Linked DNA regions of Homo sapiens: region 2 is linked to region 1. A link is a loop called in an ENCODE intact Hi-C map of the cell type or tissue named here. Cell type or tissue: adrenal gland. All regions are shown on one strand. Each heading gives the region's core, and the rest is flanking DNA. Links, peaks and the distances in the headings are about the cores only. Region 1 overlaps WNK2 (WNK lysine deficient protein kinase 2). Region 2 holds the start of LOC124902214 (a long non-coding RNA gene).

Region 1 (16,123 bases), core at 4,273-12,272:
ATCTGGGGGATGCCATCAGAATAATGGTTACCTCTGGGGTGGGTAGAAGTGGGAGCCAAGAGATCTTGGGGTGGAGGGTGATGGAGAAATGTTCCACATCATAACAGAGCACGTGGGCTCCACCTCTATGTGCATTTGTCAGAGCTCAACTTGCACACTTAAGTTGTGTGTTTCATTATATGTAAATCACCCTTCAATTTTTCATATGTAAAAACAAAAAAAAAGGAAAAAAATCCAAAGACCAAATGAGAGAAGTAGAAGAAAGAAAATAGAAGAGAAACATTAAGAGACATGGAAGAACTGCCTGGAAGTCAAACTATGTCAAAAGGGTTCTAAGAACAGACACCATGAAGTATAAACAAATAGTAGAATAGCATTTCCCTGAGCTGGAAGGAGAACGATTTAGAAGAAAATGGCCCACCAAGGCCAGGTCAGAGTAAATGAACACCCCACCTCCAGGGCTGTTCTAGTGTAATGTCAGAACCCCGAGCAAGTCTTATCTGCAAAGGAACGGCCCAGGTGGGCGGTGAGTCTCACCAGAGACACTGGGCGCAGGTGGCAGGGACAGTGTCCTCAAAGTGCTAACTCAGAATTCTACACGCTGTCAAACGGACACCAAGCCAGGCGGTCCAGACTCGTTTTCAGACATGCAGGAGCTGAAAGTTAACTTCCCATGCAGTCTAGGTGGAACAAGTTACTGGAAGAAATGTTTCCACAACACACAATACAACACAACACAACACAACACAACACAACACAACATAACACAACAGAAAGACATGCACCCAGGGTGACCCTCGAGGTCCCTGGGGGTGAAGGAAGCTGGAGAGGAGATGGCAGTGCTCAGCTAGGCCAGTTCGCCCAGGAAGCCTTCTCTGGGAAACAGCATGTCAGTTTACAATTCCCTTTCTGTGCGCCTAGTCCTTAATTCTAGAGGAAACTCACAGGATCATTTATAGCACAAGTTATTTTTGCCAGTATTTTAGCACCAACAGTAACGTGTAAAAGATTTCATTGTAGTTTCAGAGCAAAATGTTCACGTTCTAAATGACTAAGAAAAAACGGGAAGTAGGGGGGCGTACCCTGCATGCACTACAGTCTTCATTTTTAACAGCAGTTACCTACTGAAGTTGATACATGTAAGACACGAAAGTCAGAAATGGTTAACAATGGTGCCTCTTAGAGGTGGGCTTGGAAGGGAAGAGGATCTCATTTTATATTCTACACCACACGACTATTTTAATCAATGTAACACATTGCTTGGTAATTTTTACAGTAGGGGAGACAGGGTCTCACTCTGTCACCCAGGCTGGAGTGCCGTGGTGTGATCATAGCTCACTGCAGCCTCAATTTCCTGGGCTCAGGTGACCCTCCCACCTCAGCCTCTTGAGTAGCAGGGACTACAGGCACATGCTACCACGCTGGCTAATTTTATTTTTTTAGAGATGGTAGTCTCACCATGTTGCCCAGGCTGATCTTGAACTCCTGGGCTCAACAGATCCTCCTGCCTTGGCCTCCCAAAAGTGCTGGCATTACAGGTGTGAGCCACCATGCCCAGCCTGCTTGGTACTTTAACAGTCGGTTAGTGTGTCCCCCTCTGAGCCCTGCCCAGAGCCCACCTACAGGGTATGCTGCCCCCACAGAGCCTGTCCACATCCTCATCACCTGTTTGCTGACATCGGGTTGGCCTGCATTACAGGAGCAACTCCATGAACACCTGTGGACTGAATTCATTCATTAACCTATTAGGAAGGCTCACAGTCAACAAGCCAGGGCAGGAAGAATGCACCTGATCCCTAAGTGATTTCCAAATCCTGCCAGACTCACACGGTGCTTAAAGGTTTGGTGTTGAGTCAGAGGCGGGGGCCTCCTGGCTGCTCACTCAATGTGATGCCCCTCCCTCCCAGACACTGGAGGGTAAGGTCAATCAGCACCAATCTTCCTCCTACCAAGTCCCCAGTGCTATGCAAATTCATGGCTCTTGTTCCCTCATAGTGGTGAAAGTCAATCAGATGACAAAAGACTTAAGGCATTCTGGGACAATGCCAGCTCTTATTTGCTCTAGGAAAAAGGTCCTGTGGGTCACACACAGGCAAGGCAGGACAGCACCCTCCAAGCCGGGCAGCAAAGCCCCTCAAGGGCTGCACGAGTCACACAGCCAGGGTGGTCAGAAGATTCTTGGTCCCAACGGCCCTTCCCAGCACCCCCAGGACACCTGGGAAACACATCAGGGGTTGCCTTCGATGTTGACTGAGAGCATCAGAGGTTCCTGCCCTGAACATGGCAGGGTGTCTGCAGGCAGCCCCCTCCTATGACACTTCAGGGCCACCTGCTCTGCCAGAACAGTCCCCAGTGGGCAACGGTTGGAGATGTCAGACCTACTAGGGGCACACTTGGGATTCCGTGGCATCTTCCTTTCAGCTAGGCAGGACCCCAAAATCCAACCCCTTGAAGGGGCAGAACTGGGTCCCACCAGGAGGTGAGCCCCACGCACACTCGGGCAGAGGAGAGTGCCCAGAACCAGTGAGGCTGAGCCCCGAGAGATAAGCCTGCTGCAGGGCCTCGCTCCAGTTCCGTGGGGCCGTAAATCAAAACCAAAGGAAGCCTGGAGCTTCTCTGTCCACAATAGTCCCATGCACAGAGAACTGGCCCAGGACAGAGGCCCCAGGTGCAGGATGGGAGGGCATCAGGTCTCTGGTAGAGCTCAGGCCTAACCAAGGACTTATCTCCCTGTCACTTAAGTGCTCACACCCAAAAGCCATGATATCCACAGGGACACACTGGGAAGACAGCATGAGACTTCCACCATATATGTGTCCCCTTCTGTTCCCTCCACCCCCGGGAGGGTGTCCCCACTGCTCTAGGAGGCTTGGCATCCCCACACACTCCACGCCCTCCTGGTGGGAAGAGCCTCCCTGCTACTCCCAGGTCTGGAAGATTTGAACCAGTCGACCCAAGCTGGGGGCCAGCAGGCTCCTGCCTGCCCTTTCACCACAAAGTGGAGAGAGGGTCTGGGTCTGGTTCCAGGAGGACAGGGTTTGGCAAGTGCACAGGAATGGCTGGTGCAGAGCAAGCCACACCATCCCCCATGCTCTGTCTGGAGTCGCTCAGTCACGGAGGCTCTGGGTGTGCGGAAAGGGCTGTTCACAACCCCATGGGAACGCAGCCAACAGATGAGAAAACCAATAAATATGCAACTACACACTGTGCCAAAAATTACCAGTCAGGGCACCCCTGCCCCCGAAGAAAAGCTCCAGTTTCAGGCAGCCTGGGGAAGAAGGCATTCCCCACCCCACCTAAGGCACGGGCAGGTCTGAGGTCCCTGGAGGAAGTGGCCTCTGTGCAGGCATGATGTTTGAGCAGTGGGTGGTTTATGTCACTACAGGGCCAGGCAACGGGGCGCCACTTGGACAAGAGGCAGGCACTGGGCCTGCTCTGCAGTGAGTGGTCAGTGGGCTCAGTGGAGCCATTTTGATGTCCACACCAGGCATCTGCCACTGACCAGCAAAGGGGAGGCCTGACAGAGCTCTTCCACCTGCTGCCTCCAACATTCTCTGCTGGTCTTAAAACAAACTCACTTCCTTTAAATCCAAGTTCCCTCTTTAACCTCATCTTGAGCAACAAAATACACAACCGCATTGACAGGTGAGCCAGTGTGTGTTTTTTCTAATTCATGATTTTAAAAAGAACATCACGGCTGGGCACGGTGGCTCACACCGGTAATCCCAGCACTTTGGAAGGCCGACGCGGGCAGATCACCTGAGGTCAGGAGTTTGAGACCAGCCTGGCCAATGTGGTGAAACCTCATCTCTATTAAAAATACAAAATTAGCCAGGTGTGGTGGCAGGCGCCTGTAATCCCAGCTACTCGGGAGGCTGAGGCAGGAGAATCGCTTGAACCCGGGAGGTGGAGGTTGTAGTGAGCCGAGATCACACCATTGCACTCCAGCCTAGGCAACAAGACTGAAACTCTGTCTCAAAAAAAAAGGACATCATTATAAAGATGAACATTTTTCCCGACACCACCAAATAAAAGTGGCCAAGGAGTGTGAGGAGTCACAGACGGAGGCTGATGTGCCCCTAGACTTCTTTGCAGAAAAGGGACCCTGACGCCGGTGACCTGTCCCAGATGCTGCCCTCCATCTGGATGAGTGCAGCCAGGGAAGGAGGTGCTCAGTTGGGGGTGAGTCGGCGGCACTGGACTCTTCCCACATTCAGTCTTCTTTGTCAAGGGCTCCAAGAAGTTTACAATTCTCTGAGGCAAAAACCTGAACTTGAATATCTGGCCCCTGGTTGCTTTTGTAAATCATACTATTTTATTTAAAAAGGGAGGGAGGAATTATTAGCTGGGTGTGGTGGCACACGCCTGGTGTCTCAGTTACTTGGGAGGCTGAGATGGGAGAATCACCTGAGCCTGGAAGCAGAGGTTGCAGCTGAGCCAAGATCCTGCCACTGCACTCCAGCCTGGGCCACAGAGCAAGACCCTGCCTCAAAAAAAGGGGGTGGGAAGGGGCAGAGGGAGCAGGGGAAGGTGCCAAGTGAGCTTTACTCTCTTAAAGGCCACCTGGGACCCTGCCGCCCGCACATACACACCGGTACTCACCCTGTCACCCACACACAGAAGGAAGTAGGTGCCTGCCTGCCCCAGGGGTAAGTTGGGATGTAAAATGTGTCATCATAGGGTCAAACAGTTGTAAAAGATGCCATTTCCAGCATTTTATAAATACTGACTTTTTAAAAATGTTCTTTGAAATGTTTCCCGTGGAACCCAAATGTCGGCAATCTGATGCCCTCCACCAGCTGTTTCTAAACACGGGAATAAACACGTCTCCAGCTCCAACCAGGACGCAACCTCCATTCCCACGGAGGTGATGGACACGACGCGGCTCTTCCCGAAAGCCTCTCACTGACTGCCCTGCCACACTTCCCTGCCATCACATCATTCCTATCGGAATCTAGCTTTCCTTAGTTTCCTGCGAACGTAAGACTCTAAGGACCAAAGGATTTTCTTCAGAACTGAATCACTATCATAAATTAGCAGTGCATAGTTGACCAAAGCAAAGGGATAACTAATTTTGTTGAAAGTGCCTCCGTTACTGAGCCAGATGGAGCTCTTGTGCCAATTACTTGGGGTGTCCATGGGTGACTGTAAATCATATGTAGAAGGAGGCAGGCCCAGCATCGTTCTGTCCACCTTCTGGTGTGCGGATGTTGAACTTTGAGAAAGCCTGATCCTGTCAGCCAGTAGACGGGTGGAGAGAGTCTGTCATGGCCTTGTCACAAACTCTCCATGCTCCCTTGAGCACGTACAAAACTTCAGCTGTCCTTCCCCGGGACAAGCTGGCAGCCATGCCAGGGACTCCTCTAGGTTCTACTGAACACATGCAATGGGGGTGGTGCCCGGTCCATACTGGCTTCCCATGCCAGCACCCAGCATAAGAGCCAGCAGCAAGGGGAGGTCCAGGGAAGGTCGGGGGTCCCCACCCACCTGCCTGTTAGGAAGCCCCCATGCCCAGCATGAGCACGGCAGGTCAGTTTTGGGACTGGCCCTCTGTGCTGGGCCCCGCCCTCCCCACCGCAGGGCTCCGGTCACAGGGCAGGCTGCAGGAGCCCTCCCCACCCCAGGCCCACCCAATACCCTCCATCGTGGGCAAAGACAGGGCCACCATGGGATGCTAGTGGAGCTGTCACCACGTGGCAGGGATGGGTGGGCAGCCCAGGAGGAGGGCAGGACCACAGAATGGAGCCATGAAGGCCAAGATAAAGAAGAGGACCAAAGGGGGACCCAGGCTGGGTCAGGCACCCCTGAGGCAATGAACCATGACAGGGTGCAGCTGACAGGACTGTGGACCACCTGGGGTCTGATGCTGGGGCAGCACGGGCAGGCAGGAGCCTTCCCAAGGTGCCCACTCCCCGGGCCCACCACACCCACAAAGCCTCTCCCGGGACCTGAAGCCTCACAGTCCACAGACCAGATGTGGTCCTTCCTTCCAACAGGAACCTCACCAGGGCTGGACAGCCCCCAGCCCCCTCCTCAGGCCACCCCATGGAGGTCTCCCCAGCTAGGGCCTCAGGGAGACCCAACCCTCTGCCCAACAACAGCAGTGACACGCCATCCAGTTAGTCTCTCTGCCCATCAGCTCCTGGCTGGGCTGCAGGGTCATCAACTCTACCTCACTGGGCCCCATCCCCCTTCACAAAACAGGAAAGGTCGGAGGTCTCCTCAGGGTTAGTGCACGGCTGTGCTGACAGGTAGAGTTGCCCAGAACCGCAGCTGGCACAGCCAACCTCACCCTCGGCCCCTTCCTACCATGTCCCGTCCTGCACTGGTGTTGGGCAGCATGGACAGAACAGGAAAAGCTATTCCAATCAGAGAGACGGGGTGGAACCTAGGCTCAGACACTAACCCTGCCTCTGAGCTCAGCTCCCCATCTGTGTAGTGGGCAGATAGCAGCACCCATCCCCCACAGTGTCCAGCCCTCAGCAAGTAATATGCACCCTGTGTACACCCTCGTGGGCTCTGGGTGGTACACCTGCCTCCAGAGGAGGCCTGGCCCACTGCAGATCAAGCAGACAGGACCTATGCTCATTCACACCCTGGGGGAACCACTTTAAACAACCAAGACTCCCTCCCCAACAACCCTGCAGCCAGGGAACCCTGTCCTGGAGGAAGAGAGGATCCCCTTTGGTCCCCAGGCCTCCAACACCAGGTGATGTCCCAGCCAGGAGGAGCCCGGCGCTAAGCAGGGTGGGGCCTGGATGCGCCTGCACTCTCCAGGCTTCCAGGGCAGGGCACCAAGGCCAGTGCCACCATCTGCACCTGCACTCACCTGGATCAGAAATGACAGAGCCCAAGCGAGGAAGCAGGTGGGCAAGCTGGTGGCAACAGGTGGAGCTGGGCACATGGCATACGGGTGTTTTATTTCCAAATAAATGTTTTAAAGCTTGCAGGGCTGACCTAGAGCTCCATAAAAGCAAAGGAGCCCCCACATAGCCTCTTCCACCTGAGCGACCCCACTCTCAGCACTGCGTGTCCCAGATGGGCTAAGCCTCGGCCCACACTACCCTGAGTAGGCGCCTGCCCAGCCCTCTGTGGACAGGGGTCTCCCCAAGGACCAGCATCCTTAAATGAAGACCACCAGCTAAAAGCCAATGACAAACTTGGAAACAATCCACACTTAATCCTTAACACTAGGGGTCTCTGAGGGGAAAGGGAAAGGGCTTCCTCCCTAGGATCCATATCCACACTTTTGGATGCAGGTATCCCTACTGTGGTCAGAAGAACTGATGAGCATTTGTCCTTGTGTGCACTTTTTGAAAGAGAGGAGCAGGAGGGACTCAAGCCGGGCATCACCCAGGGCTGCCACAGGCCCTCCAGGACAGTGGCCAGCCCCGCCCACGGCATGTTGACCAATGGGACTGGGGGTGTTGGTAGATACAGACCATTCACATTTAGGGGAAACGGCTCAGAAAGCTACCTTGTCAGAGGGCCACCTCGTGCCAAGGCACCTGCCATCAGGCTGGAGGGAGGAAGAGAGCTTGAACCCATGCCCCTCCCCTCCAGGGACATCCAGGTGCCCTCCTCTCCTGTCTACAGGTGGGCTTAACACGGGCAGCTGAGGGGCAGAGGGACACAGGCCTGGCCCCGGTCTCAGCCACAAGTCCTGGTGCCATGTCACTGGGTGGCCACCCTCCTCTCCAAGGCCAGAGGTCAGCAGGCTGCCCTGGCCCTGCATGAGTCCTGAGAGCCAACCTGTCACATCCAGGCTCCCCACGCCCGTCTGTTCTCCTTCGGAGGCAGGGGGAAGAGGGAGAGCCAGGCAAGGGGTCCCTGGGGCAGAGGGGTGCAGCCAACTCAGGACAACCAAACCCCAGGAAGCCGGGGCAGCCCTGGCCCTGACAGCCAGACAACCCAGACACACACCCCCAACATGGACAGGCAGCTGTGCAGGCAGCAGACACTGCAGGGCCAGCCCCAAAGGAGGAGGCCTTTCCTGTTCTCAAGGGAACACTGATGTTACTTCCTGACGGGGAAATGTCTGCTCGAACCCTCGGCCCTGGACCAGAGCAGTGGTTCGACCACCCCAGGATGAAATGAAAATGGGGCCCTCCCAGTGGGCACACAAGTGAGGAAGAGAAATCCCCATGGGGCCATCCCACCACAAAAACTTTCCTGATTGCAGGCCTGGCTCCTCCCCAGGAGAACACATCGGCACTCACCCAAGGTAACTGGGAGCCCGGCGGGCACAGGCCAGGCGGCCACCCCTGCATCTGACCACATCATGTATCTGGTTTCTAGAAAGGGCCAGCCCCACCCCATGGCCACTTCCCGCAGGGACACCTAAAGATAGATTTGGATAGCACCAGGGACACAGGTCAGCAGGGTTAGCAGCTCCACCATCAAGAACAGCTCCTGTGGGGTGGGGCAGGCGGGGCACCCCAGGGCAAGGCCTGTGGAATCCTGTGGAGTTCCACAGAATTCTGAGGAGACAGCTGTAGAGGCCAAGCTACTGGGGTCTTCCTGCGGCTGCCCTGCCCCCACACAGGGTTCAAAGGCTCAGGGCACCCCAAGGTGGCAGTGGGTGAGGGTCTAACAGTCTGTGGAATATTGTGGCCCCTCGAAGGCAGGCCCTTCCCCCCACCCCACCCCCCCAACGTAGGGAAATACCCAGACCTGTAGCTCTGGGCAATGAGGAAGGGCTGGGCATTCTGGTGCCTGCTACTGTACAAGGCCCTGGTTCTGGCTTGGTCTTCTACGCCTACGCCCAGAATGAAGTCACCTAGGCCTCACTTCCTTTCCTCCCCAGAGGCCCTAGGTGGCCCAAGCTATCACCAAGAGCTAAGATGACCTTGAAGGCCAGGCTACTAGGATTCAAGGCCGGTGTTGGCCTCAGGTCAAGATGTCCACTGAATAAACATGTGCCCAGGCACAAACATCTGTGGTGTCCCTCTAAGCCAGGAATGGCACCAGGCTGCTTGGCAGGGGAGTGGGGGCACCAACAGATGGCCCCAGCAGCATGAGATCAGGGCCACAGGAGGACCATGGAAGGGTAAAGCAGCATGGGGGTGAGGTTAGGCCCCCCTGCCCACATCTGCACCCCAATCCCATTAACTGACTCCTCAGTACCTCCCAGAACTGGCGGCAAGAGCCTTGGGGACCACAACCGAGACGGCAGGTACACAGCACACATATACCTGAAATAAACCTCAGCACCATTCATCCTCATGCCACCATTCTGACTCTTCTGGAGAAAAGGAAACCCCACACTCAGCACTGCTTCTCCCACTAAAGTTGTGCGGCCCAAAACAGTAGCTACACATGTGGCTAATGAGCACTTGAAATCAGGCCAGTACAGGTTGAGATGTTCTGTAAGTGCACAGTACGTGGCAGCGGCGTAGTATCTTCTTAAAAGATTTTTTGGGCTGGGCACGGTGGCTTTCGCCTGTAATCCCAGCACTTTGGGAGGCCGAGGCAGGCGGATCACGAGGTCAAGAAATCAAGACCATCCTGGCCAACATGGTGAAACCCCATCTCTACTAAAAATACAAAAATTAGCTAGGCGTGGTGGTGCACGTCTGTAGTCTCAGCTACTTGGGAGGCTGAGGCAGGACAATCGCTTGAACCTGGGAGGCAGAGGTTGCAGTGAGCCGAGATCTCGCCACTGCACTCCAGCCTGGCAACAGAGCAAGACTTCGTCTCAAAAAAAAAAAGATTTTTTTGAATCTTATTGATAATTTTATATTGATTCACATCAAAAACATAATATTTTAGATATACTAAATTCCATCTGTTAAAATTAATTCCACCTGGTTTTTTTTTAGTTCTTTTTGTTTTGTTTGTTTGTTTGTTTGTTGTTGTTGTTGTTTTGAGACCGAGTCTCACTCTGTCACCCAGGCTGGAGCGCAGTGGTGCAGTGGTGCAGTGGTGCGATCTTGGTTTACTGCAACCTTTGTCTCCCAGGTTCAAGCGATTTTCCTGCCTCAGCCTCCCGAGCAGCTGATACCACAGGTGCTCGCTACCACGCCTGGCTAATTTTTGTTTCTTGTTTTTTGATACAGGATCTCACTCTGTCACCTAGGCTGGAGTGCAGTGGTGTGATCATGGCTCACTGCAGCCTCGACCTCCCAGGCTCAAGCAATCCTCCCACCTTGGCCTCCCCAGTAGCATCACACCCAGCTAATTTTAGTATTTTTTGTAGAGATGGGGTTTTGCCATGTTGCCCAGGCTGGTCTCAAACTCCTGGGCTCAAGCGATCCACCCACCTCAGCCTCCGAAAATGCTGGGACTACAGATGTGACCTACCATGCCTGGCTTCCACTTGTTCCTTTTATACTTTTAAAGTGACTGCTAAGCTGAAAATTGCACATATGGCTCACATTTGTGGCTCACATTACATTTCTATAGGACAGGAATGCCTTGGAGCATTACCACTAAGCAGTAGACTAAAAGCAGAGAAGCAAGGCAGAACTTCAGCAGTCTAACAGGGCTGGGAAGATGGCAATCAGAGCCCAGAGTCTGGCAAGGAAGAGAGGCCTTGGTAGACGTGCAGGCTTTCAGATTAGCCCTTCCAGAAGGGCTGTATACTAGAAGTCTGGATAAAACAGAACAGACCAACCAGCCCTCACAGGGGCTGAAACACAGCTTTGAATCAGTTCAATTCCAGACGGGGTTAATATGATTTGCTCTTATTCTGCTGCCTACTAGAGGCGGTAAAAAGTAAATCTCTAGTGAAAGACAAAATCACCCAGAGCCTCAAATATGTCCATAATTTCTAAACACAGCAATAAAAAATGACCAAGAAGATCAGGAGACAAGACCAAAATGATGAAAAATAAAAATAAAAGAAGAAAAACGAGACGATAACAACAAATTCCCAGGGGATCCAAATATTGCAGTTATCAGACACAGACTTTAAAATTTGTGTGAAATTAAAATTAGTGTAAAATTAGTATGGTCCAAAAAATAGCAGGACAAATAATTTCACCAGAACTAAAATCTATGAAGTCAGAAACAAATAGAAATCTAGAACTAAAAAGTAAAATTAAACCCATCTATTGAGTTCAACAGCAGATTAGACATAGGTGAGAAGAGGATTAGCAAACTGGAAGGCAGCAGAAAATAAACGAACTGAAACATGGACAAATGCATATGAAAAAGAAAATTTAAAACTTATAGAAGACAAAGGGGAAGGTCCAACCTATGTGTAAATGGGGTTCTGGAAAAGAGGGTATAAATAATGAAATCAAAACATTATTTTAAAAATAAGGCCAGGTGCAGTGGCTCATGCGCCTGTAATCCCAGCACTATGGGAGGCCGAGGTGGGTGGATCACCTGAGGTCAGGAGTTCGAGACCAGCCTGGCCAACATGACGAAACTGTCTCTACTAAATATGCAAAAATCAGCTGGGCATGGTGGCTAGCACCTGTAATCTTAGCTACAGTCAGGGAGAATTGCTTGAACCCAGGAGGCAGAGTTTGCAGTGAGCCGAGATCGCGCCACTGCACTCCAGCCTGGGCAACAGAGCAAGACTCCATCTCAAAAAATAATAATAATAAATAAAAATAATACCCCAGTTTGTGACCAGCTTGGGCAACATAGTGAGACCCCATCTCTACAAAAAAATTAAAACAGCCAGGCATAGTGGCACATGCCTGCAGTTCCAGCTACTCAGGAGGCTGAGATCAGAAGATCACAGGACCCCAGGGGTCCTAGGCTGTAGTGAGCTATGATTATACCACTGCACTCCAGCCTGGGTGACAGAGCAAGGCCTCATCTCTAAAATAATAATAATAATAATAATGCCACCACATTTTCTAAAATTGAAGCAAGACACCCATAGATTCAAGAAGTGCTAAAAGCCCCAAGCAGATTAGATACAAAGAAAGCCACACCTGGGCATATTACAGTATAAAACTCCTAAAAATCAAACACAAAGAGAATATCTTAAACTCAGCAAAGAGAGGGCGGGGGGGGGGGGGGCACTACCTTCAAAGGGGCAGCAAGTAGACTGACAGCTGACCTCAACAGAAACCATGTAAAATGACTATGCAATAACATCTCAAAGTGATGAAGAGGCCAGGCGTGGTGGCTCATGCCTGTAACCCCAGCACTTTGGGAGGCTGAGGCAGGCAGATCACTTAAGGTCAGGAGTTTGAGACCACCCTGGCCAACATGGTGAAACCCCGTCTCTACTAAAAATATAAAAATTAGCCAGGCATGGTGGCATGCACCTGTAATCCCAGCTACTTGGGAAGCTGAGGCAGAAGAATCACTTGAACCCAGGAGGCAGAGGTTGCTGTGAGCCGAGATCATGCCACTGCATTCCAGCCTGGGCCACAGAGCAAGACTCCGTCTCAAAATAAATAAATAAATAAATATATAAAAATAAAAAATAATAAAGTGATGATGAAGAAAAAAACTATTAATCTCAAATTCTGTATCCAGCAAAATTATTCTTTAAATAAGAATAGGGACTCTTTAGACAGAGACAGCAGTGGCAGCAAATGGGTACTAAATGGAATACAAAGGGGAAAACTTCAGGTAAAGGGAAAGTGCTGTGAGACGTTTGGAAACGCAAGAAAGAACAGAAAGCAATGGAAAGGATAAATGCATCAGTCATTGTCACTCTCTGCTAGTATTAACTGTACAAAAGAACAATTTAATAATGTCATATGGGATATAAAAGACAGGGAGGGCTAAATTATATAACAGTACACAAAAAGCAGGGGTGGGTAAGAAGAGTGGGTAAATGGAGTTCAAATGTCTTAAGATGCTTATACTGCCCACGATGTGGTAAAGTGCTAGTTTATATTAAACTTCAAACTTTGGATACATGTTGTAATCTCCAGCATAACCACTAACTTTTTGTTTTGTTTTGTTTTGTTTTTGAGATGGAGTTTTGCTCTTGTTGCCCAGGCTGGAGTGCAATGGTGTGATCTCGGCTTACTGCAACCTCTGCCTCCTGGGTTCAAGCGATTCTCCTGCCTCAGCCTCCCGAGTAGCTGGGATTACAGGCATGCGCCACCATGCCCGGCTAATTTTGTATTTTTAGTCGAGACAGGGTTTCTCCATGTTGGTTGGGCTGGTCTTTAACTCCCAATCTCAGGTGATCCACCAGTCTCGGCTTCCCAAAGTGCTGGGATTACAGGTGTGAGCCACCATGCCCGGCCAAGACTAAAAATTTATAAATGAATCTATAACGAATTTGTAAGTGCAAACTCAAAATTGCCCAAAGATTCATGAATAGCTCATCTAGTTACAGGGCAGCCACATCTGAGAATACACATTGGTTGTTAAAATTACCATTACATGGATACATTAGTATGTGATAAAATAATGACCAAAAAATATGAATGAAGTAAAGTGAAATAAAATGACAGGTGGAATGAGCACAACTCAGAGCCCACCACCCCTGCCCTCTTGTCACCTGCTACCCTGCCCTCCTCAACTGTCCAGCTTCAGAGCCCGGGGTTCCCAGGATGTGCCCATTGCAGAAGCACAACCATCCTTGTTGCTCCAATCTACTCTGGGAAGACGGCTCTTATATCCCTTCCCAAGATCAGAAGAGGATCCCAAGTACAACACAGAGCTCAGGGCTCAATCGGTGCCCCCTCCCTGGAAGTAGGCTGATACACAAATGAGGGAAAAGCCATCTCTCCTCCTTGACTGAGACTAGAAAAGCTCAGGTCTGGTGCCCACGGGGACTTCTCCACCTCCACCTATGACGTTTCACATTCAAAAGGTGGGAACAGCCCCAAGGCGGAGTCCAAAATTCTGAGTCCAAGCATCCCAACACACACCCTGGAGAGCCCAAGTTTGAAGAGTCTTTTTCTCACTCACACCCAGAGATGAAGAAACACCCCTTCCTCCACACCTTCCTCTCTCTTTTAAACAAACATCTGCCATTGGTTATGACCTACTGGGCAGCCACACACTGGGCCCATGAAGGTGACCTTGAGACAGGACTTCTACCCTGAGGGCTCAGTCCTATGAGCCCTGCATGTCGATGCTGCTCCCATTTTACAGAGAGGGAAGTGGAGACACAGACAGGCTCAGCAGCTTAGCAAGGGGCCGGCCGGACCTTGAACCTCGGCAGCCTGACTGTGGCTGCCTCCCCATCATGTGCCCCGACCACAGGCCACTCTGGGGGCCATAGGGAGGGAGAGGAGGGCCTGGCAGAAACAACATAGCCAGGGTTTATCCTGGAAGGCTCAAGATAAGAGCCTCTGAGCAGGCAGGGTGAGTAGTCATCTGTCAGCCAGACAGATGGGGCTGGGGCCAGCCTCTCTGGGATGCTGTCCTGCTGGGGGGCCACACACTGTGACTCCATCAGGCAGTCAAGCCACACCAAGCCCGGCAACAGAATCCACTCTATGCATGACTAACCTATCCTTATCCCAACATCTGGCTGCTGGCTTTGCTGAAACCTAGAGTAGCCTGGGAAGAAAGGGAATGAAATCTCTCCATTTTGTAATTTCCTGCAGGGTCTGGGGGCACCTCCCACAATTGAAGAGTTAAAATTAGGTGAATGAATTAATAAGCCAGTGAATAAACAACTAATGAATGAGGAATGATGAGTGAGGGAACCGATGATGAATGAGTAGATGAATAACTGAATGGTGAGCAAAAGAGTGAATGAGTAAATGAGTGAGTGAATGTGTGAGTGTGTGAATGAGTGCGTGAATGGGGCAGATGAGTGGATGAGTGAGTGAGTGAATGTATGAGTGAGTGGATGAGTGAGTGAATGAGTAGATGAGTGAGTGAGTGGATGGGAGTGAATGAGTAAATGTGTGAGTGTGTGAATGAGTGAATGTATGAGTGAGGGAATGTGTGAGTGAGCGAGGAGTAGATGAGTGAGTGAATAAGTGGACCAAAAAGTGACTGAGTGGATGAGAGTGAATGAGTAAGTGGACGAGTGAGTGAGTGAATGTATGAGTGACTGGATGAGTAAGTGAATGAGTAGATGAATGGTGAATGAGTAGATGAGTGAGTGAGTGAATAGGAGTGAATGAGTGAGTGAATGAGTGGGTGGGTGAGTGGATGAGTGGGTGGGTGAGTGAATGAGTGGGTGAGTGAGTGGATGAGTGAGTAAATGAGTGAGTGAATGTGTGAGTGGATGAGTGAGTGAGTGAATGGATGAGTGAGTGAGTGAATGTATGAGTGAGTGGATGAGTGAATGAATGAGTGGATGAGTGAGTGAGTGGATGGGAGTGAATGAGTGGGTGGGTGAGTGGATGAGTGGGTGGGTGAGTGAATGAGTGGTGGGTAAGTGGATGAGTGAGTATATGAGTGAGTGAATGTGTGAGTGAGTGATGAGTGAGTAGATGAGTGAATGAGTAGACCAAAGAGTGACTGAGTGGATGAGTGAGTGAATGAGTGACTGAGTGTATGAGTGAGTGGATGAGTGAGTGAATGAGTGAATGAGTGAGTGAGTGAATGAGTGAGTGAGTGAGTGGATGAGTGATTGAATGAGTAAATGTGTGAGTGTGTGAATGAGTGGATGTATGAGTGAGGGAATCTGTGAGTGAATAAGTGAGTGGATGAGTAAGTGAGGGGATGAGTGAGTGAGTGGATGAGTGAGTGAATGAGTAAATGTGTGAGTGTGTGAATGAGTGAATGTATGAGTGAGGGAATGTGTGAGTGAATGTATAGTGAGTGAATGAGTGAATGTGAGTGAGTGAATGAATGAGTCAGTGAAGAAGGGAGGGAGTGAATGAGTGAATGATATGAGCGCATGAGGGTAGACATCCTCTGGGACGTGTTCTCCTGGAAGCCACTGAAGTCCCTGGGGCTCCCATAGCGGCCCTGGACACACCCTTGAGACCCAAAGGAGGGCCGGTCTATGTCTGTGCTGGCCTCACACAGCCTGGGACATAAAAGAGACAATGAGCATCTGGAGAACAAATGACCATGATGGTGCCCTGGACCCTGAAGCGGGAGAAACCAGCCCTCAGGCAGCAGGCCTGCCCATCTTTCCCTCTACTCAGAGGCCTAGAAGGGCAAAGAGCCCTCACCTGCTCAGGGATGCAGAGTGGAGCCTGCGGGCTCACAAGGAAAGGGCCTGGTATGATCTCAGCAGGCTCAGGAGGTGGACAGATCTGAGTGAGAGCAAAGGTCACGAGGC
Region 2 (16,123 bases), core at 5,843-13,842, 49 kb before region 1:
TCATGATCCACCCGCCTTGGCCTCCCAAAGTGCTGGGATTACAGGTGTGAGCCACTGCACTCAGCCAAGTTGCTCATTTTTTATGCTCATTTTACTGTTGAGTTTTGAGAATTCTTTAAATATTCCTAGCACAGACACTATGTTGGATATGTGATTTGCCATTATTGGCTACCAGTCTGTAGCTTGTCTTTTCATTCTCTTAACAGTAGTTTTCACAGAGCAAAAGATTTTGACATTGTCTAATGTATCCATTTTTTCTTTTATACATCATACTTTTGGTGTCAGGTCTAAGAACTCCTGCCTGGCACAGATCAAAAATGATTTTTCTCCAATGTTTCCTTATAAAACTTACACAGTTTTTGCATTTTACATTTGATCCACTTTGAATTAAGTTTTGAGTAAAATGTGAGGCTTAGGGTAAAGGTTCATTTTTCTGCATAAGGATGACCGACTGTTCCAACATCTATTGAAAAGATTATCTCTTCTTGGATTGCTTTTGCATCTTTGTCAAAATCAAATGGTCATATTTGTGTGGGTCTATTTCTGGGCTCATTCTGTTCCACCGATGTGTGTACCAATCCCTTTGCCAATATTATACTGTCTAGATTACTGTAACTTTATAGTAAGCTTAATATTCAGTAATGTGATCCCTCTAACTTGATTCTCCATTTTCAAAATGATTTTAGCCATTTCTATTTCCTTTGTACTTCCATATAAATTTTAGAATGTCAATATCTACAAAAAGTAATCTGCTTTAACTTTTGTTACTGCAATGCATCTACAGATCCATTTGGGTAGAAGTGACATTTTTACTATGTTGAGTCTTCCAATCCATGAACACAGTATGCTTCTCTATTTAGTTAGGTAACCTTTGATTCATTTCATCGGTACTTTGTAGTTTTCAGCATACAGATTCTGCATGTTTTATTAAACTTGGATCTATGTAAATCCTTTTGGGGGAGCTCCTATAAATGGTATAGCCTTCAAATTTTGGGTTTTCAATTGTTCACTGCCAGTATATACAAATATTGAGGTATTTTTGTATGATGACTGCGTATCCTATGGTATTGCTAAACTCACTTATTAGTTCTAGAAGTTGTTGCTGTAGAATCCATGTCATCATCTACATATGAAATCATGTTATCTGCAAATAAGATAGTTTTATTTCTTTCTTTTTAATCCACATGCCTTTCACTTCTGTTTCTTGCTTGTCTTTAAATCTGGCTAAGACAGTTCAATGCTGAATAAGATAGGTGAAAACATATTCTTGCCTTGTTTCTCAATCTTAGGGAGAACACATTTGGTCTAAATATGCTGGAAACGGTGGGTTTTTATGTTGTGTGTATGTATGTGTGTTTTAAATTAATCAGACTGAAGAAGTACCCTTATTTTCCTAGTTTGCTAAGAATTATTACTTTTTTTTTTTAAGATACCTGGGTCTTGCTATGTTGCCCAGGCTGGAATGCAGTGGCCATTCACAGGCACAGTCTTAGCACACTGCAGCCTCAAACTCCTGGCCTCAAGTGATCCTCCTGCCTCAGCCTCCCAAGTAGCTACAACTATAGGCATGTGCAATTGTGCCTGGCTTGTTTGCCAAGGATTTTTGTCATGAATGGATGTTGTATTTAGTCAACTGATTCTGCTGTGTCAACTGTTATGATCATATGTTTCTTCCTTCTTTAGACTATTAATATGGTGGACTGACTCTTCAATATTGCTCTCCCAGCATATACCCACTTTCTCATGGCACACTGTCCTTTTAATATAGTGCTGAATTTGACTTGCTAATATTTTGAGAATATTTGCCCTCTATGTTCATGAGACTTATTGGTCTATCATTCTCTTTTTTGGTACTGTCTTTGGCTGGTCCTAAAATCAGGGCAGTGCTGGCCTCGTAAAATGATTTGGGAAGTGTTCTTTCCTCCTCTATTTTCTGGAAGAGATTTTGTGGAAGTGGTATTGGTGTTGAATCTCTTTTAAATGTCTGGCAGAGTTCACCAGTGCAACTATTTTGGCCTGGAGAATTCTTTTTGGGGAGATTTTTAACAACAAATTCATTATTAAAAGAATGAATTTAAAAACAGGTACAGGGCTATTCAGATTATTCTATCTTAGATGAATTTTAGTAGTTTATGGCTTTTGAGGAATTAGTCTCTTTCACCTAAATTGTTTAATTTCTGTCTGTAAGCTTGTTCAGACTATTGCAGTATTATCCTTTTATCCTTTATCTACAGTAATATACCTCTTTTATTCCTGATATTGGTCTTTTATGTGTTTTTTTTCTTTTTTTTTTTTTTTTTTTTTTTGGTTGAGACGGAGCCTTGCACTGTTGCCCGGGCTGGAGTGCAGTGGCACGATCTCGACTCACGGCAAGCTCCACCTCCTGGGTTCACGCCATTCTCCTGCCTCAGCCTCCTGAGTAGCTGGGACTACAGGCACCCGCCACCATGCCCAGCTAATTTTTTGTACTTTTAGTAGAGACGGGGTTTCACCGTGTTAGCCAGGATGGTCTCGATCTCCTGACGTCGTGATCCACCCGCCAAAGTGCTGGGATTACAGGCGTGAGCCACTGCACCCGGCCTTATGTGCTTTCTTTAGTATTGGTATTTTGTTTTGTCCTTGCAGTCTTGCTAGAGGTTTATCATTTTACTAACGTTTTTAAAAATAAGTTTGTTTCATTGGTTTTTGCCTGTGATTTTTGTTTTAGATATCACAGCTTTCTGCTCTTGTCTTTATTTTCTTCATTATGCTTGCTTCGGATTTATTTTGCTATAGGTTTTCCTTGTTTCTTAAGGTAGAAGGTTGAGTCATTGACTTGAGACCTCTTTTCTCATCTAAGCATTTTAGTACTATAAATTTCCCTCTAAGTACTGCTTTAACTACATCCCACAAATTTATTATGCTGTATTTTCACTCTTGTTCATTTCAAATTGTTTTCTAATATTCCTTCCAACTTTTTCTCTTACTGTAAATTATTTAGAAGTGTTATTTAATTTTATATTACACTGTATCGGAGAACATACTTGACATAATTTCAATACTTTTAAATTTGTTAAGTTTTGTTTTATAACTCAGGATATATTAATTGTTCCATACGTACTTGAAAAATGTATTGTTTTTGAGTGGAGTGTTCTATAAATGTCAATTAGGTCAAGTTAGTTGATAGTGTTTTCAGATCTTCTATATTCTTGATAATTTTCTGTCTACTAGTTCTATCTATCGAGAGTGTTGGAGTCTCCAACTACAGTTGTGGATTTGTCTATTTCTGCTTTCAGTTCTGTTAGTTTTGAAGCTCTGCTTTTAGATGTATACACATTTAGGGCTGTTATGTCCTTTGAGGAATTTACTCTTTATAAATACGTAATGTCAGCCGGGCACAGTGGCTCACGCCTGTAATCCCAGCACTTTGGGAGGCCGAGGCGGGTGGATCATGAGGTCAAGAGTCGAGACCATCCTGGCCAACATGGTGAAACCCTGTCTCTACTAAAAATACAAAATTAGTTGGGCACAGTGGTGTGTGCCTGCAGTCCTAGCTACTCGGGAGGCTGAGGCAGGAGAATCGCCTGAATCTAAGAGGCAGAGGTTGCAATGAGCCAAGATCGTGCCACTGCACTCCAGCCTGTCAACAGAGCAAGACTCCATCTCAAAAACTAACTAACTAAATAAGTAAATAAATAAAGTCTCTTTTTAACCCTGGTAATTTCTTTGCTCTGAAGTCTATTTTGTCAGAAATTAAAACAGGCAACCCAGCATTCTTTTGATTTGTGTTTGCATGGTCTGTCTTTCACCATCCTTTTTCTTTTGACCTTTCAGTTCATCAGTATTGTTGTACTTGAAGTTTCTAATAGATAGCATGTACTTAGCTCAAGTTGTTTGGTTTTTAAATTTAATCCATTCTCATAATCATTTTTTAATTGACGTGTTAAAACTGTTAACTTGAGGTTAATTATCAGTATGCTTAGATTAAGGTCTACCATTTTACTGTTTGCTTTCGTTTTTTTCTCTCTGTTTTTTAATTAAAAATATTTTATTTCTCTTCTCATTTCCTCTTCCGGGTTATTTGAATTTTTTTTTTTTTTTTTTGAGACGGAGTTTCGCTCTTGTTGCCCAGGCTGGAGTGCAATGGCGCGATCTCGGCTTACTGCAACTGCCGCCTCTCGGGTTCAAGTGATTCTCCTGCCTCAGCCTCCTGAGTAGCTGGGACTACAGGCATGTGCCACCATACCCAGTTAATTTTGTATTTTTAGTAGAGACGAGGTTTCTCCATGTTGGTCAGGCTGGTCTCAAACTCCTGACCTCAGGTGATCCCCCCGAACTTGGGCTCCCAAAGTGCTGGGATTACAGTCATGAGCCACCATGCTCGGCCTTTGAATTTTTTTAGTTCATCTTATCTACTATGATTTTGCCTATACACATCTTTTTGTATAATTCTTTCAGTGGTTGCTCTAGGAATTCCAAAATATATACTTAACTTTTCACAGTCTACATGGAATTAGTAGTTTACCTTCCATTTGCCACACTGGTGGAATGGAAGGTTAAATTGTTATAATCTTTTTTTTACTTCAATTGTCAGAAATGTTTTAAAGAACTCGAGGAGAAGAATAGTCTATTATATTTACAACTTCTGTTGCTCTTCCTTCAGCCCGGATGTTCCAGGTTATCTTCTAGTCTCATTTCCTTTCTGTCTGAAGATCTTTAACAATTCTAATTTTAGAGTAGGTGTGCAGCCCATGAATTCCCTTAGTTTTCTTTATTTGAGAATGGCCTTACTTCAGCTTCATTCTTGAAGGGTATTTTCCCTGGAAACAGAATTCTAGATGGACAGTTTTTTCTTTCAACACTTTAAAAATGCCCTGCTGCTTTCTTCTGTACACCACACTTTCTGGCGAGAAATCTATAGTCACTCAAATCACTGTTCCAATCTAGGTAATGCATAATTTTTGTCTGGCTGTCTTTACTTTTCAGCAGATTGATTTGCATTTAACCTATTTGGGGTCTGCTTAGCTTCTAGAATCTGTAGACTTACGTCTTTCACCAAACTTGGGAAATTTTTAGCATTATTTCTTCAAATGTGTTTTCAGCACTGCATTCTTTCTCTTTCCCTTTTGAGACTCTAATGACACACAAGTTAGCCCTTTAGTTATTGTTCCGCAGTTCCCTGAAGCTCTGTTTATTTTTCTCTATCTTTCTCCCCTGTTTTCCAGTGGGACAATTTCAGGTATTTTAACTTTCAATGTTAAAAATTCCATTTGTTTCTTCTTTGCATCTTCTGTTTCTTTGCAGATACTACTTTATCATTTGTTTCAAGAATGTTTGTCATTGCTTTTTCAGTTATATTTATAACAGTTGCTTTAAAGTTTTTGTCAGATCATCCCAAAATCTACATCGTCTTGTCACTGGCACCATGGCTACCTTTTTCCATGCAAGTTAACATTTTCATGGCTTTTCATTTGATAAATTATTTTGAATTCTATTCTGAACATTTTCAATGACATTAGGAAATCCTGAGACTTGTTTAAACCTTATGATGAATGTTAATATTTTTGCTTCAGTAGGCAATCAACCTAGTTAGGTTCAGACTGCGAGTTGCAACCCGCCTTCTATGGGCTGTGGTTACATGTCAGTTCCACTTTCAATGCCTTCCCAGTACTAATCTCATCTGAAACAGGTGTACTGGAACCTGGGCGAGGTCTACTCATTAGCTCAGTTGCCCAAGTTTCTTATATGCTATTAGGGTCAGATGCATGCATGCACAGGTTGGGGGTGAGCCCAGGAGTCCATAAACAACTTTATAGGGTTACTTTCCCAAACTCCTTTTCTGTGCTCTCCATGATACTTCCTGGTTCCCTAGGACTCACCTTTCCAAACCTTCGAACAGAAACCACCCAATTCTGCGGCTGTGCCATGAATGACAAGGTGGCAAGAGGACAGAGAAAAAAAATGTGACAGGTTTTGGTTTTGTGCTCCTAGAGTCCTGGCTTCCTCAAATAAAGAATGGTTCTCTGCTCTCACTGTTTTGGCTCCTGCATGTTCCTGTTACCTGCTGCTCCTGTTACCTCCAGAACTGTCGGCGTGCTGGTGCAAGAGAAGGGGGGTGAGCAATGGGGAGGGGTTCTCTCTCTTCTCTGAGCTTTAGGAGTTGCCTTTCCTGGTCTGGGAGATGGAACTACAGGATCTCTCCTGGAGGCTTTCCTGCCTGCACCAAAGCATTTGCTTCTGCTCCTTGGGCTGTACTTCAGTCAGACCAGGAAATATCAGAGGAAATCATTCAACTCACCACCAGCTCAGTAGCACTTTGAATTCTGGGGTGCATCCCCAATCTTCCCACTGCTAAAATTTTCCCAAGTACTCAGACAGCTGTGTCACACATCAATCCAGGATTTACAGTGCATTTCAGTGGAAAGAAAAATGGATGTGTGTGCTTTCTCTACCTTACCCAGCACCCAACTCTTTGGTCATTTTATTATGTGCCAGATATTGTATTCACAAAATTGGTCATACAAGTCATGTGAGGCCCAGAATAATATTCCTTCCTGCAGAAAGGCCTTCCGTGCACATGCCTGAACCCACGGCACTCCAAGACCGTCCTAATGAGGGGCTGAGATGCTCTGAGGTGGGCTCCTCTCTCTGCAGGCCTATCTCCTTCCAGCTAGTCCTTCCTTCTCCAGTACAGCGCTTCAGCAGGACCACCCTCAGGGCCCTGGACTCTATAAGCTCATTTTCTCTAGCCTGATGAAGCTGCTGAAGCCACAAGGCCTCTCAGCCACCCCTGCAGGAATGGGAGATGCTCCCTGGGGAAAAGGAGCCAAAACTAGGTTCACATCCCTATGTCTCCATCCTTCCCAGGACCCCAGCCTAATAATTCTCCACTATGATCAGATTTCAAATGCCTTCACACAGATGACTTTTATCATTTTTTGGTTATTCTCAGTGGATGGTTTATCTAAATTAACAGATCTGCCACCAATTTTTCCTTTTTTTTAAATAGAAAAAAGACCAGCTCAAAAAGGTTTCCTGAGGTCACTCAGTGCATAGATGAAGGAAAGAGGGTTTAATTTCATTCTATTAACCGTACTGTCCCCTAAACTTACACCACAGTGTCCCCTGCACCCCTACATCACAGGAAAAATTAGCTCTTAGGAGGGTTTTTCTTATAATTGGGTGTGTATGTATTAAAATCCAGAAGTAATATACGAACATATACTTATTTAAAAATTCAATCTTGTAGGCAAGGCTGCTTCTCTCTGATTTCTCAGCCCAGGCTGAGGCCAAGCCCTTTACCTGAGATCACCTTGTTTCAGCTCGTTGCTTTGTTTGGATTTCGTTATTAGGCTGACCTGTCCCCCATGGGAACGAATCTCCAAAAGATAATGGGAGTCACTGGAAGCACATGACATAAAATTAAAAATGATTTACAGATATTTTTCATGAATGTGCCATAAGGTTATGTCAAGTTATAGAATCAGTAACTTTCCCCTGCCAACTGGTAAGGAATTAAACCTTAAATTTGTTCAAGTGACTATTTTCAGCCTCCCAAAGGACCAACAAGATTTAACTGACAGCCCAAAGCACGGGCTTGTTGGCATCTGTACAGGCAGGTGCAGGTGCAGATCAATGCACAGTGATAAATGTCTGTGTGAACACTTTAAAATCAGAGTCTCAGCACCAACAGGGACTTTCCCACCCCACCCCCCAAAGCAAGCAGAACCAGCAGAGGCGTGTCTGCTGCAGGTGTGCGGCACAGAGGAAAGGGACAGGAGCAAGGAGTTGCCAGGTTAACACTGTGAAGGAAGGACAGCGGAGCTCTTCAACACACACCTATATGGCCATGCGAGCCACCTACTTGGTGGGGTAACAGGGCAGACTCAAACCTGGAGGCTGCTTTGACTGAGCTGATTCAGCAGAAAACAAGGATAGGAACACAGCCCCACAGGCTGCTCTGCGCCATGGGAGACAGGGCAGGGTGAGCCCCCTGCATGGACCTGGGCACGGGGCACATACCGGCTGGGTCATGCACAGAAGGAGGCCTGTACATGAAACAGGGAGGGGCTTGTGTGGGCGCCTGCTGCTCATACCTTGGCTGGCTTCTGGCGGCAGGGAGCTTAGAGGAAGTGGGGGCGAAGATTCAGGGGCCTCGGGGGCGGGGTGCTCAGCCACCGGACAGATGATGAACCACCTCTTCCCGGTGTGCAGGACTGAAGGGCAGAACAGAAACAGCACGCTGAGTGAGTGAGCGCCTTTCCAGGCCAGTGTGACCCCCATCACCTGCACCAGACTTGCCACAGTGGGTCTGTGAACTCCTTTACACCTATGGGATTTTCTCCAGGAAGGGTGTGGGCAGAGAACACTGTTCCCAGTCATTAATCCCCAACGCTTCCCTCCACGAAGCAGGTGGTTCCCCAGGCTCCTTGGTAAAGAGGCCCTGGTGATGGGCTTCTGCCTGCTCTTCCCTCACACCAGAGGGCAAGGGGTGCACAGCAGAACCTGGGGTGCCTCACTGGCAGCCCCCGAAGCTCCCGAGAGGACCCCTCGCGTAGGCTTGGTTCCTGGGATGCCCAAGGCACCATCCATGAAGGCCGTGATGCCGGTTGCAGGTGACAGCTCCTCGGACAGGGCAGCTGTCCCCAGACTGGGGCCCCTGGTCACCACATGCTTCCATAATCCCCCCAAGCAATGGCCAAACCCCTGGTAATATGCTGAGTGGGGACTTTCATCAAACGCCTGCTTAAAAGCAGGGAGGGAAGTTGCAGACTCACCGTTCTGCTGATACACGGGGGCGTTGGCTTGGGATTGTCGGCTCTCCTGAATGAGGTGGAGGGTCAGAAATGAGCCCACTGAGCTGCAGCGCCCACCTGCCCAGCCACTGCACTCTCACCACCTCCCACCCCGGATTTCACAACCTCACCTCCCCGGTGCCCAGGCCGCAGGTGCTGAGGTGTGGCGGGCTGGTCCCTGGGTCGGAGCCACGGTCGGCGTCTGTGTCCTCGCTGAGCATGTCCTCTGCCTTGTCCATGACATCCTTCATCTGCTCGATGAACGTTTCCCGCTCGGCCTGCAGGATAAAGTCATGCTCCACCTGCAAAGGGACATACTGCCAGTGAGGACCAGCTGCAAGGCCAAGACCACCCTAGGTCTTCATCTGGATTGACGGATGTCTACCCTGTACCAGGCCCCAAGGGAAGAATGGTGAAAGGGTGCAGTCCCCAAGACAGGGGCTGGACAGCTCAGCAAGTGACATGGATGGCCCCAGGATGGGAGGAGAGCAGCCTCATCTTGAGAAGCAACTCCCTCCTCCAAGCATGGGACCTGGGCCAGCAATGCCCTGCCCCAGCTGGAGCTGGTTACAGACCCTGAGGCCGGTCCAGCCATCTTCAGAACAGGTAAGTGCATAGGATGCAGGGGGCCGAGGACGGGGACTGGGAAGAGGGGAGGGGGTCCATCTGGGCACAGGTGCCCAGGCAGTCATGACAGACAAGAAGGATGGATTTGAAGGCAAAGGTTCCAGCCAGCAGGAGGTTGTGGGGGACAGAAAGCAACAGGGGGACGGGAAGGTTATAGCAGGATGGCCATATGTCACCTGTCGGTCTGCGCACCCCCTGCTCTCCCAGCCTCAGGCTTTGACCTTCAACTATGGCCCGGGCACACAGGCAAGCGTGGCCTGATGTCCAACGAGCAGCTCCTGTCATGGCTGAGGGGAGGTCCCACACCACAGCCTGAATGCCACGAAGCCTCCAGACCAGGGGCTCAGGAGATGTCCACAGTCTCCAACTTTCACAGTGGGCATGTGGCCCTGGGCTCACACCGGCTCTGGCTAAATCCTCGGCCATTCAGGCAGAGAAAATGCTGTGCATCTCATAAAACCATAACCAATGGAAGAGGTCAGCCTGTGCCACCACCCAGTGGGGTCCAGACCCTGCCCCTTTCCTGCCATGGCACCTCCTCCCAGGCAGACACCTCTGCAGTCACCGAGATGCTCTAGGCCCTGCCTGGGGCATCTGTGGTCTCAGATCCCTTCTAGGATGGGCACATCTGCCCTACTATAAACAGCTGGCTGAAAAGCAGAGCTCCTCTGCGCTCCACACTCCCCTGGCACCCCAGACCCCAACCCCAGGAGCACCACCTGCATACACCTCCAGACAAAGTGCTGGCTTGTGCTGTGTTCCGTGATTCACCACTTAATTTAGTGTAACATGTGACTGCAATGTTGTCTAAGAGGAGTACACTGTGGCCAAAGTTGGAACATCCAGCCAGCTGTGACTGGAGTGCCACATACGAGAATTTAAGCAACGTTCCAATTTTGTGAAATTTTCACTAAACAAAACTGAACTAGAACCCCTTTGCAACTAGAAAATGTTTTCCTATTATGTTTCTTTTCAAGTATGTTGAGAATAAAATTAACTTGAAAACAAAATAAAAATCTAAAAATACAAGGTCCAGGTAAAACCTGGCATTAGAATCCACGCCAATTAAATGAAACTTCTGCAGTTCCACCTTTACTAAGGGGCTGGCAAGGTCGTCATGGTCAGAATGATGAACCCAAGGCCTGCCGACCTCTAACCACTGATGGGACATTCAGGGACAGCTGGTACCTCACACTCACAGAAAGACAGTCCACAGGGCGGGCAGAAGCTTGTCTAAACAGCGCCTGTCCCACAGGCCACACACCCACCCTTCAACTCGAACCTCTGGAGCCAGTCTGTCCCTGGGATAGGAATGGGCTGTGAGGAGGAGGGCTGCTGGGCTGTTTTTATGGACCAAATTTGTATATCTGTAGCATGCTTACTTCACACAGGTATGTTAGGTGACTTGGTTTACTAAGATGGCAGAAAAAGCAATAAAATGAGAGGAGTATCCGAGTGCTGAGTGAAAAAAACAAGGCTGAGAAGATGCTATTTTTACAAAGCACACAGCTAAAGATAGCCCCATTGCTTACTGTGCAGGACTTACATGTGTGCAGCTCACAAAGACTCACACACAGAGACACACAAGAAGACTGAAAACCAGGGGGCCAGTGGACACGACACAGGCTGATGTGGCTGATGTCGCATGTGTGGCTTCCTGCTCGGGCAGGCAAGCACTGGAAGCGTCAGCCGCACATGCAGCATCAGCTGGTGGCTGAGTGATAACTTCACGGGTGTTCACTTTATTATTATGCTTTATCATGTTTGAAACACATGTGTATAAAGTAATACAAGACACAGGTTTAAAACACAGTAAGATGAGAGAAGAAATGTTCTCCAGTTTCAGTGGCCCAGTGAGGACCTGGTGTTTGTGCTGCGCTGACGAACCAGCTGCTTGCTGCTGACAAAGACTCCTCCCTGACCAAAGCGCAGCTCACGCCTCTGACCCTCCAACTAGGCTTGACTAGGCCCCATCATGTCTTCAGCCTAAGCCAGTTGTAGAAAGAATTCCCAGCCTTTGTATCTGACCATATTCCTCATCTCCCACCTTTGAGGTTGAACAAAGCCTCTCACCCACCCCCAGCAAGGATCCTGTTACGAGGGTTTCTCCAGAATCCCTGACCTTGATGTCTCCTCTTAGCTATTTTCCAGCCACCCATCACCACACTGCTCCTCTGCTACCAATCCCCTGTGGTCTCTGCTGCATTTGGAGTTAAACTCATTCTCTCTCGCTTATTGCCACAGTCCTGAATAAAGTCTTCCCGACCACTGTAGCAAGCGTCAGAAGAATTTCTCTAATGCTGCGGGGGATTATGCTCTGGACCTGGGATCTGGGAGGGCTTTGTCCAAGGTGTCTCTGCAAAGCAGACACTAAGGCAGGGACTTGCTCCCTAGGAGCAGAAAGCCAGGGGCTTCCCCCTGCAAAGCCCACATGAGGCTTTCACGAAGCCAGGGCAGGGGTGGCCAGGGGGATGCAGCCCAAGGGGGCAGCTTTCTGATGATGTGCAATGCAGCAGCCGCAGGCAGGCACGTGGGGCAATCTATGATATTAACTTGAGTGGTATATTCTATTCCCTACTCATGCCGGCCTACTCCAGGCACTTGGTGGCCATCTGGAGTGAGCGCTACAACACTGTCCAGTGTGCTGCTGGCCCCTTTAGGACCTGGCTCCCTAAACCTCACTGATGCAGGAATAATGGTCTGGGGAGAATGTTCTCCTGGGAGGCAGTCACGGATGCACCAGGAAATTTGAGGACCACATGTACATCCTTTCCATGTTTCTTCGTGCGTGCTTTCAGCTGGAGAGTTTCTGAGGGCCCGAAAACGATCCCCACTCCTAGCCTGGCTCAGGTGCTGGGGACCACAGGTGTGGGGCTGTGAAGGCCTACAAGGTGCTCATGGACTCAGGTTGGTCTGCACAGGCAGGGAGGGGTGGCTCCAGAGGGAGATGCAGGCAGAGCTGGGTGGGCACATGGGACATGGGTCAGGGCTCAGAGCCCGCACTCCAGCTGGGGAGGCTGGAGGAAGCTCTAAGCAAGGACCACAGGACATCAGACTCCGGGATGCCCTCCCGTGCCTCACTCAAGGAACCTACCCACAAGGCTTCCTTTTATTTGGAGGAAGGGCTCAGATGCTCCAGAAGCCCTCAGGGAGCAGCATCTTAGAATGGTTAGAACATCCTTCAAGCTGTTCTTCCAAACCCAAGGGGTTTCCGCCCAGTGTGGGGAAGAGCCCGAGGCGTAAAAGGTCAGCACTGTCCCGAAAAGCCCCTGGGCCAACCGACACCTCCACACAAGGCCAGGCTCGACATGTGACCTGTGGCGCTCTGCTCAGGCCCACACGTGTCCAAGAAACACCGGGAGCCAAGCCACCCAGACCCAGCCTCACCATATACGTGGCAATTTCATCGGGTGCGTCCCCGTCCAAGTCGAACTTGAAGGTCACCATCTTGTGGTTGTGCGTCTCCAGCTGGCACTCCACCATCTTGTCCCCAGTGTTGCACACCTGGAAGGGGCAGCATCAGCACCCACCACGGGCGTACCCACACGTGCACCCGCCACACCCCCACACACCCCCAAGTACCCCTCCCCCCCACCCCCACCACACCCCCGCCACGGCCCCACCCCCACCACACCCCCACCATGCCCCCACCCCCACCACACCCCCGCCACGCCCCGCCCACTCACGTTCAAGATGGTAAGCCGGGGCCGGCTGGCCCTCTCCTGCCGGGAGCGCGCACGCGTGGACCTGCGGTGGTGTTTTCGGGCTGCCCTGCCCTCCAGCCTGCCCCCTCCAAAGGCGCCTTCACAGCTGTCACTCAGCTCTTTTCCAGAAGTGACATCAGAACCTCCATAGCTGAGCAAAACCCAAGAACATTAATGGCACCAAAGGACAACCAGCACGTCGGCAATGGCGGGGAAAGTCAGCTTATCTGGAACAGTCTGGAGTCTCCAGGGCCCAAATCTGTGACCTACAGAGGCAGCCCGTCCTGTGCGAATACCCCAAGCCTGCTTCTGGGCCCTCACCCAGCTCCCTGCTGCACCCAAGTGGCACGGGCAGAAGGAAGCACAGGCTTCCTAGCTACTAGCTGCGTTACCTTGATCCTCTCAGTCTCCTGACCTGCGAATCAGCCCCTGTGCCTCAGTTTCCCCATCTGTGCTACAGCAACAGAAACACACCCACCACTGTTGTGAGGCCAATCCGTTTTGCAGTTTGCAAAATGCCAAGCCCAGGCAGTGCCCAGCACCCCAGGAGGGTGGAACAAATGGTCACAGTTCAAATAAGGACACGGTTCATTTCCTGAAACACCTGTGTCCACAGCCCAGGAGGCCAGGAAACCCAGGATCGGGGCTGGATTCAGCCCTGTACACAGGGGGCCACCCTCCCAGCCCCCTCCTAGTCTCTGGGCACTGCCAACTCCGCCCATAGCCTCTCCGTTCTGGAACATTCTCAGCACTGCAAACCAGAGCAGAGACCCAGAGCCCAGCCAGGGGCCTCTGGCTACCAAACTCCAACAACAGCTGGCAAGACCCAGAGAGGAGGGCCCTGAGGCTCCACCAGGTCAGGTTTGAAAAACCCCTAATGGCATCAGGGCAAACTATAGTGGGTTCCAGGGGAAGCAGCAGCAGGAGCCAGGCTGAGTGGCTGTACAGGCCTGCGCCCCTACACCCGTCCTGCGAGGTCGAGGCTGGGCCACACTACCTCTCACAGCTCTGCGGGAGGCCGGGCGGCTTGTCCTGTGAGGCCTGCTCCTGAAATAAACACCCGGAGAAAAGAGAACAGGTCATGCGGACTCCCGCCTCCCTGTGGGCACAGCCACGCATAGTCAGCTCTCCCTCCCCACTTCCTCAGCCCAGCCTGCCCCGCTGCGTTCTCCTGCTCTCTTCTGCAGCCAGGTGGGTACGACCCAGGGGGCGTCACAATGGGAGCAGGCATAGAGGTTTTTATCTTGTTGAAACGCTTGGACCCGAGTGTATTCATAAAAGCTGGGAGCCACTTCCTTTCCAAAAATGTTAACCCACTTTGATCATCCCTCAAAGAGGACACACTGGTGCTATGAAAGCTTTTCACAGTCTCTTGCATCCTGTCCCAGGGAAAGCATCCTCTAAACCTGTATCTATAAAAATCACACCCTCTGTCTTGATGTGGCTTACAGAAAGTGTGAAATCTAGGGAGAGGTGAGAACAGAACCTGGGTGGCTGTCCCAGAGCTAAGCAACCCCGACCTCTAGGACTAAGACCCCAGGTCACTATGCAGATCCCCGGTGGCCGCAACTGCCCAGTCATGGGACAGGCTGGGGGGAGGGGCACACACCTCTTGGACTGGTTCCACCGTCAGCTGGACAGTTGGGCAAGGGCTGGCGATCCCGGGCCCGCCAGGCAGCGGTGGGTTTGCTGGTGGCAGAAGTGTGGCAGTCTGGGTGGGCACACTCTGCACAGAGGCAGACACCGTGGCCAGGGAGCTGGGGAACTGAGGCAGGAGCTCAGGGGCGGCAGGCAGCAGCACTTCCGGCAGAGGCGGCGAGAGGACCGCAGCCGGTGGCACAGGCACGGTGGGGACCTGAGCGGCGACGTCCACAGCATAGGGAGCTGGGTGGCCAAGCAGAATCTGGGGGCACAGGGGACAAGGTGCAAGTCAGGGCCGGCGCTGCCTTCACTGAGGGGGCCGTGCCCAGGTGTGTCTGGGAATACCCAGGCCGAGATGGGAACACCCCTCTCCAGACCACACCCTCCCCAAGGGGAGTCCCTGTCTCAGAGCACATTTAGCAGATGGAGTGAGCAGAAACAAACAGGAATGGTCATTCTCACACCCCTTTCTGTGGAAGAGTCTACTTGTGTGCAAAGGCCAGGAACGGGGCTCCGTCTATGAACCTGCCAAGCTTGGTTGAAGGGTCAGAGAACAGGACACACAGCATCAAAGCCAGGCCCCCACCACCCACTGGGGCCTGCGGCAGCCTGCCCCATCTGGCCCCCGGTCAGAGTGTGCATAGGGCCTCAGAGCGCGCACTGACACCTGCCGCCTCCTGGAGGGCGACTGCGGCTTAGGCTTGGCTTTCTCACTGTTCTCGTCTCTCTCTAAAAGCTCCTTGGCAGTAAAAGGTAAGACAAGTGGGGAAGGAGGAACCATGGATTGGAAAGTGCAAGTACCCTCTGTCTTCTGCCCCCATTTTGGAGTTGAGAAGGCTGAAATTTTAGAGAAACTTCTCACCTCTCAGGGCTGGAAGGAACAGCCACATTCACTGGGCCTGCTGGCCCTGAGACCCTCTGTTGGCAGCCAGTGGCAGGGTCAGAAATACCAAGCCCCAGCCTAGCAGGTAACCACTTCCCTCCCGGACAGACAAGACACCCCAGCTGCTGCATTCAGGGTACCCCATGGGGTGGCCAGCCCAGCTCATCAACAGACTTCTGGACCCTTCCCCAGCCAAACAGCAGGGACAGCCACTGAGTCTGGCAGTGACCCTCACATGTCACAAGGCACCCCTCTGTAGCCACTAACTGTGCCCAGAAAGGCTCTTCAGGTAGGAAAGCCCAGACAGCAAGGTCCCCCTCCTGCTCCCTGGTGTGGCCCTCGGCCTTCTGATAAACAGACCTGACTGCAAACCAGCGGGCTCTGAGCTGCCGCTGAAACCTGCTGGGACCAACAGCACTTACTCGGGTGGGCCACAGGACGGATGCGATTCTTCCCACTCACTGTCTAATCAAACACCACCCTGCTATCCAATA

The links. Hi-C counts contacts between places; a loop is a spot of excess contacts. Peaks named below come from ENCODE experiments on the same cell type or tissue, not always from the same donor. Only the 100,000 strongest peaks of a DNase experiment are listed, where the experiment ranks them.
Region 2: a loop joins it to region 1, with 5 times the contacts of the local background. A loop is called at or near these places in 4 of 110 quality-filtered maps.

The regions. Positions count from the first base shown.
Region 1 is chr9:93,210,554-93,226,676 of GRCh38, reverse strand. All of the region lies in intron 2 of WNK2 (WNK lysine deficient protein kinase 2), which reads right to left. Among named protein-coding and RNA genes, the nearest start is that of WNK2, 34 kb to the right of the region's middle. In adrenal gland, for the core only: no CTCF peak of the experiment used is centred there; no DNase peak of the experiment used is centred there.
Region 2 is chr9:93,260,699-93,276,821 of GRCh38, reverse strand. It overlaps WNK2 (WNK lysine deficient protein kinase 2), which reads right to left. Exons shown (of 30, transcript NM_006648.4): 13 at 14,715-15,008; 14 at 14,103-14,152; 15 at 13,088-13,256; 16 at 12,789-12,905; 17 at 8,906-9,076; 18 at 8,757-8,802; 19 at 8,076-8,195. It overlaps LOC124902214 (a long non-coding RNA gene), which reads left to right and starts at 8,161. Exons shown (of 2, transcript XR_007061668.1): 1 at 8,161-9,380; 2 at 11,242-11,674. RefSeq lists an enhancer at 13,285-13,953. In adrenal gland, for the core only: no CTCF peak of the experiment used is centred there; no DNase peak of the experiment used is centred there.